Regions from separate parts of the Homo sapiens genome. Here region 2 is linked to region 1. Evidence: chromatin loops called from intact Hi-C (ENCODE). Cell type or tissue: MCF 10A. All regions are shown on one strand. Each heading gives the region's core, and the rest is flanking DNA. Links, peaks and the distances in the headings are about the cores only. Region 1 has its middle 33 kb from the start of NFIA. Region 2 overlaps NFIA (nuclear factor I A).

Region 1 (4,393 bases), core at 295-4,294:
ATTCCTAATCTAGTAATCTAGCACACAGTAGGTAAACTTAAAGGTAGATTAATGTTAAAGTTAGATTCTGACTGGACATGGTGGCTTGAGTCTTCAGTACCAGCTACTCAGGAGACTGAGGGAGGAGGATCCCTTGAGACCAGGAGTTTAAGGCTACAAGTATGCTATCACCGTATCGGTGAACAGCCACTACACTCCAGCCTGGGCAACATAGCAGGATCACAACTCTAAAAGAAAAAAAAAAAGGTAGATTCTGAAATATAGTGAAATACAGATCTAGGGCTCCTAGAGTAAAAAAAAAAAAATTTTTTTTTTTTTTTGAGACAGAATCTGGCTCTGTCGCCGAGGCTGGAGTGCAGTGCTGTAATGTCAGCTCACTGCAACCTCCACCTCCTGGGTTCAAGCAATTCTCCTGCCTCAGCCTCCCAAGTAGCTGAGATTACAGTGCCCACCACCACACCCAGCTAATTGCTAATTTTCGTATTTTAGTAGAGACAGGGTTTCACCCTGTTTTGGCCAGACAGGTCTCGAACTCCTGACCTCAGGTGATCCACCTGCCTTGGCCTCCCAAAGTGCTGGGATTACAGGCGTGAGCCACTGTGACCTGCCAAAAAATATTTTTAAAAGCAGAAAAAATACAGCAACTATGGCTTGCATCCCCATGTCTTTGTTTCCTCATCTTTAAAATTGGGATAATGGGCCAGACGCAATGGCTCATGCTCATAATCCCAGCACTTTGGGAGGCCAAAGCAGGAGGATCCCTTGAGCCCAGGAGTTTGAGGCTGCAGTGAGCTATGATTGTGCCACTGCACCCCAGCCTGGGTGACAGAGAGAGACCCTGTCTTTAAATAAATAAATAAATAAATAGGGATAATGTATACCATATGAGATTGTGAAAATGATAATTAAATCATTTAATAGAGGCAAATGATAATAAAAATAGTAAATAGTAATAGTAAGTCATCCACAAATATAAGATGTTGTTTGGTTTTTTTGGTTCGTTTTGTTGTTGTTTCTGAGACAGTTCTAGCTTGTCACCCAGACCGGAGTGCAGTGGTGCCATTTCAGCTCAATGCAACCTCAGCCTCCCAGGCTCAAGCCATCCTTCCATCTTGGCTGTCGAAGTAGTTAGGATTACAGGCATGGGCCACCACGCCCAGCTTTTTTTTTTTTTTTTTTTTTTTTTTTTTTGTAGAAATGGGTTTCTCTGTGTTGCTCAGGCTGGTCTCCAGCCTCTGGGCTCAAGTGACCCGCGCACCTCCCAAACACTGGGATTACAGGCTTGAGCCACCACATAGCCATTGTCTTTTTTTTTTTTTTTTTTTTCTCTGAGACAGAGTCTCACTCTGTTGCCCAGGCTGGAGCGCAGTGGTGTGATCTCGGCTCACTGCAGCCTCCACCTCCCAGGTTCAAGTGATTCTCCTGCTTGACTACTGAGAAGCTGGGATTACAGATGTACCACCACGCCCAAGTAATTTTTATATTTTTATTAGAGATGGGGTTTCGCCATGTTGGCCAGGCTGGTCTCGAACTCCTGACCTCGGGTGATCCGCCCACCTCGGCCTCCCAAAGAGCTGGGATTACAGATGTGAGCCACAGCACCCGGCCTACAGCCGTTGTCTATGAGGAGATAAGCTAGTTATCAAAACTCCCCATAACCCATCCTGTTTCCTACTCAAACACTGAAACCTCTTAGCTCTCTCCCACTTCCTCTAAGGCCCTAATCTTCAAGGAACAGAAAGAAGCTAAACAGTCTTACAAGTTAGATTTCTTAGAATAAAAGATGGGTTTTCACATTAGAAATAGGTGAAAGTTGGCTGGGTGCGGTGGCTCAGGCCTGTAATCCCAGTAATCCAAGCACTTTGGGAGGTCGAGGCGGGCAGATCACCTGAGATCAGGAGATTGAGACCAGCCTGGCCAACATGGTGAAACGCTGTCTCTACTAAAAAATACAAAAAATTAGTCGGGCATGGTGGCGCGTGTCTGTAGTTCCAGCTACTCAGGAGGCTGAGGCAGGAGAATTGTTTGAGCCAGGGAGGCAGAGGTTGCAGTGAGCCGTGACCGCGCTATTGCACTCCAGCCTGGGAAACAGAGAGAGATTCCGACTCAAAATAAATAAATAAATAATTAAAAACTATTTTTAAAAAAGAAATAGGTGAAAATTCCTTAGAAGGCACCTACAGCTTCTTACCTACATCATCTCATTAAATTCTCACAATGACTCTATCAGACAGGTACCACTATTCCCTCTTTTGAGGGATGAGGAAACAGAGACTCAGGGAGATAAAGTAACTTGCCCAAGGTTACACAGCTATTCTCAAGGAAACGTAGTGCATCCCATGAAAATAGCCTGGAGTCGAGATACTGGAGTCAAAGTGCAGCCAAAATTGTCAGGGTGCAACCTGCCTGTCCAATCAGAGCTGCTACTTCTTTGATACTGGAATCCCCCAATTCCTGAAATTAACACCCAGTTCTCCACTCCCCAAAAGCACACGCTGAGTGCCCTCAGGGCTCTTGCTGTTGCCAACGGACCTATAACTCGGTACAGGCTCAGGCAGCTGAGAGGAGGCTGTGGACACAACAGGCCTTGCTAGGCTTGCTGGGACGGGGCCACATTACTTTGCAGGCGCGTCTTTCTCCTGCCTGCTATCTAGAGCTCGCCTGTAGGTGGCGCCCTGCTTCGCTCAGGGGAATTTGGAGGGCGAGGACACGGGTCACCAGCTGCCTCCCCTGAAGGCCAATTTAAGTTGTCCCCTGGCTTGAACTGAGCGCAGGAACCTCGGTGATGGGGACATGCCCCCCTCCCCGCGCGCTCTTCCTCTCCCAGCCCCCCTGCCCTCCCCTCTCCAGGGGCTGGCGGGCCCGCGCTTCCTCCGAGGTCGGGCTACGCGGCGCGATCTCCAAGCGCTGGGGCCGAGCTTGGCGCTCCGGGGCGGCGCTTCGGTCCCCGACCCTCGGGCCGGCCCGCTGGCCCCCACTCCGCTTCCTCCCGGCACCCGCTTCGCCGGCAGCTGTAGCGGAGGTGGAGGGATGGGGGACTGTGACCCCCGTGAGTGCCGGCGGGGCGGGGCAGCTTTAAAAACTTCTGAAAGGCCTGGTTCAAAGCCTCAAAGGATAGAACTTGGGCCGGAAGGCGGTTTCCACGGAGGGGCCTAAAAGGGGGCTGGGGGTGCACCTGCAGGGCCAGGAGCTGCGGCTTGGGAAGGGGGGCCCGGTCACCGCGAGCGCCGCAGTCCCCGCCCCGCACTCGCCGCCCCTTGGAGCCGCCGCGGCCCCGCCCGGGCCCTGCGCTTTCATCCTCCCCACGGGACAGCGGCCGCGCGGGGCGGGGGCGGCTCTGGCCGGCGCGCTCCCGGCGGGGTCTTCCTTCCCTCCGGCCCCTCCCTGGGAACCCGAGATTTCGCCGCAGAGCTGAACTCCCAGATTTTAACCCCAACCCCCCCGGGCGGGAGGCCGCGGAGAACCGGGAGTCGCGACCGAGGAAGCGTCCCCAGTCACCTCCTAGCCCCCCACACAGAGCCCCGGGGAGGGTGAGGAGGAGGAAGAGCGGGAGGAAGACCCGCGCCGGTGGGTGGGGGCAGGGAGGGGGCGTCCGGGGTCGCAGGGCGGCGCTCCGGAGAGTGGCCCCGGCGGCGTCCGGAGTCGCTGCGGCCGCCGTGCCACCTCGGGCAGGTGGGGGGGGGAATGCGCGGCCGCCGCCAACCAGGGTCGCTCCGCCGTAGACGCCGAGCAGACGCGGTCCGGCGCTCGGCCGGAGAGCCGGCTAAGGGGCTTTTCATTAGCACCGCATTAGGAGGACACTCATCCTCCAGAGTCCTTCCCGTGGAAGCTCTTGAGTGAATTAGGTAAATGATTTGCTCCATTTGTAGTTTCTGAAGATATTTTCTCAGATCTTCAATCGAGCGCTTTAGCCGGGGAGCATATCTGTGGGGGCCTCCTTCCCACTACCTAGGGTCTCACTCGGTGACAATTGCTGAGTCAGTGAGGACGTGTGGGGAAAGGTAAAAGTGGAATTGAGCAAAGCTGAGTAATTTAGCTAAGGAAGAGAAATCGCTACTGAAAATAGAATAGTTTAAAAATAAACTACATAAAGTTTATTCTTTTGCTTGGAGTCCTGCTCCTTGATCCGAGAAGGTAAAATCCATCAGAGTTGGGAGTTCCCTCCCCCCCATTAGCATTTATTACACTTTTTCAAAGTTACTGAAAGACTTCTTTTAGTGAATTTTAAGAAGCAATCGTGGTTGACATTACAGGCATCAAAGGTTTGGGGAACAGATGGGTAAACTTCCGAAGAGCTTAGTTGCAACACTAGCTCTCAAATTTAGTGTCAACTTTTATTTTAAAAAATAAAATAGGGTGGTGTTTTTATTAAACTTTTATATTTCAAGAGGTA
Region 2 (4,393 bases), core at 145-4,144, 160 kb after region 1:
AGTGAGCTCAGAAGAGGAAGGGAAATATGTAGTGTTTTAAGAGCATGAAGAGGAAAAGACTACTCTGGTAGCTTTTCTATCTGTATGTTTGTTTTGGCTTTTAGTCTTGAAAAGACTCAAATTCTCTTTCCCATCCTTTATTTCTAAATTCAAAGGGAAGCAGTTTGACATATTAGAAGCCCTGTCTTTGGAGTCAGGAAGACCTGAGTTTGAAACTGTGTGTTGTGACCTTAGACAAACTACTTAATCTTTCTGAGATCCAGTTTGCTGTCTGTACAATAGGAATAATAGAAGTCTATCATAGGATTGTTATAAGGGTTAAATAAGACATTGCTTATGAACCTTATACGTAGTGGCTTGCTATTATTCTTGTATTAACAAGGTTGTCCTGGCATTTCTTCCTACTGTTAATTTTCACAAAATATGATATGTCTTAAGCTTTATTATTGAAAATAATAAAGCTTTAAACTTTTAATAAACATGTCTGGAGTCTAAGATGGAAGATGTTAAAAAGGGCTCAGACGTGATTGGTTTCTTGATGATTAAGTAGTGGGCAGTCAAAGATACTTGTTTTATGACACATTTAGGAGAAAGTACTGAATGAAGCTCTTAACAGTAACAGCCCCTTTAATTAGGGGACCAGAGTAGAGGAGTCATTCCCAGCGCTGCCTGGGAGGAGGATGAATTTCCTGCTGTACTGGAGTAGCCCTGGGCAAAGGACCCAAAAGAACTGCTGTATTAAGGAAACCTGGAAACTAAAAAACACAAGAGTTTTGTTTTTTTTTTCCCCTGTCAGATATTGGTCTTTTGTATTCCAGTGGTATTAAATGGAAATGGGTTTTTTCAGAGGAAAAGTAATACTTGAGAGAACTCCATTATCTATCAGATTTATATATTTTGCCTTAGAGAAATGCAACCTGTTCATTGTGTAAAAAGCCGTCGTGTGTATACAGATTTGCTCTTCTGGAAGCCATCAATAGCCAGCTAGGGTTAAACAGGTTTCCCTTCCCCTAAATGGTTTTGTTATTATTTATTTATTTTGTGTTCTTTTAAAATTTATTTTTCCATATAATCTCTGTGAGGGCAGGGATCATACAGCTCTCAAGGTACACATCACAGTATGCAGATAGGCCCAAAATAAACAAACATCTTTATTTTTAAAGTTTTTTAATTATAAAAAGTAATACGAGGCCAGGCACAGTGGCTCATACCTGATACCTGTAATCCCAGCACTTTGGGAGGCTGAGGCGGGTGGATCACCTGAGGTCAGGAGTTTGAGACCAATCTGGCCAACATGGTGATACCCCATCTCTATGAAAAATACAACAACAACAACAACAACAACAACAACAACAAATTAGCCAGGAATGGTGGTGTGTGCCTGTAGTTCCAGCTACTCGGAAGGGTGAGGCAGGAGAATCACTTGAACCCAGGAGATGGAAGTTACAGTAAGCAGAGATTGCGGCCACTGCACTCCAGCCTGGGCAACAGAGCAAGACTCTGTCTCAAAAAAAAAATTAAAAAGTAATATGGGATTATTATAGTTTGGAAAATACAGAAAAATGGAAGAGAAGTCAGGTACAGTTTCACTGTCCAAAAATAATTAACATTAACATCTTGGTATACTTCCTTCCAGCCTTTTTCTGTTAGTACAGAGCTTTATGCTAGCTATTTATGATTATGAATACAGATATATCCTAAAAGATCTTCTCATGCTGAGCCCAGGTGTTGTAGGATAGAAACTGATGGTAGCCAGGCAAAGTGTATAGACATAAAAACTGGGATGACAGAATCACGGGGAAGGGTATAATACCTTTGGGTTCCTTAGCTCAGGGCTGTCTCATTTCTGCAGCAGGCAATGTGGTTTTCCTCAAGTGGAATAAGATTGCAAAAGGAAGGTTGGTAAGCTCAAAAGAAATCTTCACATTGCCCCTGTGATAGGTAGCAAAGGTGATGAAACAACCCAATTTTGCTGTGTTATGGTATTCCTGTTTTCAGAAAAATTAAAAAAACACAAAAACCATTTCTTTGAATAAATTCAGGCTTTAATGTACTTTTTTCCCCCAGAACATTTCTCCTAAGGGCTTAAATTATTATCACATATGGAGAAGGAGACTTAAATATGAGAGGATGTAAGATCCTTAAGCATGTACAAATTTTCGTGGCATCTATCACAGTCCTGAATCCTGAAAGACTATTTTCTGTTGAGTTAGATCTTTCCTTATAAATGCTTTCTGGGATGGCCCATGCATCTCTGACAGTTCTCATGCTGAGTCATACCTTGTTCTGTTAAATTTATCCATTATTGGACAAAGACTGGAAGAATGGATATGACATTGGGAAGTGTGCAAGACTTCCACAGATCACTTGTAGAGAGGGATGATTTCATTGTAATCCTACCTCACTGGACACCTCAAACCTGCCAGTCTCATCTGTAAAGTGAGCATTTTTATCCCCTTTCCTTGGCTCTCTTGGCTCCATCTACAGGCAACACTCAGGTGGACTTCTTTACTGAAGAGAAGAGCGTAATATTCTTCTAGTTTGCCTAGCTCTTTGGCATTTAGAAAACTAGAGAAATGCATAAATTTAGCAAAGGATCAGGGCCAATGTGATGGCTGAACTGGCATCATTTCACATTTTTCATGCTCTGTATTTATAGCAATAAATTTCAAGTAAGAAAATAGATTGCAAGGAGTATGCTGTATTAGGAAGGAAGTTTGTACACTTTCGTGGCTTATGGGTATCTTAGTATAACCTTTTCTGGTTGAGTGAACTGTGTCATTTCAAAAGCCTGAAGACATTGTGATGACTGCTGCCTCCATAATGGCTACATTCTAGGGGCTTTGCCCTGAATCGCATATATTAACTCAAAAAACAAACAGTACCCAGTTTTTATTGGGAAAATTACAGTACCAGAAGTTATGTTTCTCAGTCATTGAGACCTTATGAAGCCTTAATAATATTTAGAAGATTCTGGTTCCTTGTCTTCCTTTTTTGAGTCAGCAGTTGGTCACAGTTCAGAAATGAATTACAAATTACAATTTATTAGTAATGATAATATTTAAGTAGTAATGATGATGATAAATAGTAACAGCTTATTTTTTAAAAAGATACCAAGCTAAATGCTTTCATGGATTATCTCATTTAATTGTCTCAACAACCTTTTAAGTCTTATATTTTTATCATTGCCGTTTTATAGATGAAGAAAGTCAATTTTCAGAGAACTTAAATAACTTCTCATAGATGTCTAGAGCAAATAAGAGACACCAGGAAATATTACACCCAATTAAACATGTTTTCTCCCACATATTCCGTCAATTAGAGACTTGTAGAGAAGGGTGCTATTTTTCTTTTCATTTTTATTTTTTTCGAGACAAAGTCTGGCTCTGTCACCCAGGCTGGAGTTCAGTGGTGCAGTCTTGGCTCACTGCAACCTCTGCCTCATGGGCTCGAGCCATCCTTGCACCTCAGCCCCCAAGTAGCTGGGACTACAGGCATGCACCACCACACCTGGATAATTTTTGTATTTTTTGTAGACACTGGGTTTTGCCATGTTGCCCAGGCTGGTCTCGAACTTGTGAACTCAAACCATCTGCCCGCCTGGCCTCCCAAAGTGCTGGGATTGGTTGCTATTTTTCAAATGTGAGAAAACTCCTTTAGAAGTTTTAGTCTTCATGAGTCTTATGCGCTTAGGGTGTGGATTTAAATTAGCAAATTGGGTTGTTGGATTTGTAGTTGCAGCAGAAAGGGGTTGTTTGTGGATTTTTAAGTAGGGGTGATAGCATAGGGGCCTGCTTTTAAAAGAGGGATAAGCAAGCAAGGAACTTTCAGTGCTTAAGGGCACAGGTGGGGCAGAACATCAAAGACAGATTCCATCTGTGCTAACATTTCACCTTTACTCCACTGAAAATTTTCTAAGATGTCACCTTTGAGACACACTAAAGCTTATTTTTCTAGACAATTAACAAATAAATTACATTTACTCCAAGGACAGTGTAATATTAATCTATAAGGATATTTTAGATTTTAGAAAGCATGAGTTTTGAATTCTAGTTTATTATGCAGTATGGTCTGTGAGCCATGAATTGTCTTCATCTTTATGTCCAGCAGATAATGTGGTAAGGACTTCTTAAAGCTTTTTGAATAATTGAATTAATGAATAAAATTTATAAAGTTTTCTATCATCTACTAAACATCTGCTTGTGAATTTTAAAGAAGCTCATTTTCTATAACATTAAAAAGAGGCTGTAAAACATCGTTTTTACTAACAATTTCATTTTATACATTGCAGTTGTCCTTATTGATAAAAGAGAACTTTGTGGTTTGATGCATAAAAGAAAATTTACTATTCAGTATAGTTGGGACTGTATCTTCAGGCACAGACACTGCATTC

The links. Hi-C counts contacts between places; a loop is a spot of excess contacts. Peaks named below come from ENCODE experiments on the same cell type or tissue, not always from the same donor. Only the 100,000 strongest peaks of a DNase experiment are listed, where the experiment ranks them.
Region 2: a loop joins it to region 1, with 10 times the contacts of the local background. A loop is called at or near these places in 17 of 110 quality-filtered maps.

Annotation. Positions count from the first base shown.
Region 1 is chr1:61,047,398-61,051,790 of GRCh38, forward strand. No RefSeq gene overlaps it. Among named protein-coding and RNA genes, the nearest start is that of NFIA, 33 kb to the right of the region's middle. In MCF 10A, for the core only: a CTCF peak has its summit at 2,679 (motif pointing right); a DNase peak (open chromatin) is centred at 2,664.
Region 2 is chr1:61,208,346-61,212,738 of GRCh38, forward strand. All of the region lies in intron 2 of NFIA (nuclear factor I A), which reads left to right. Among named protein-coding and RNA genes, the nearest start is that of NFIA-AS1, 43 kb to the right of the region's middle. In MCF 10A, for the core only: a CTCF peak has its summit at 2,480 (motif pointing left); no DNase peak of the experiment used is centred there.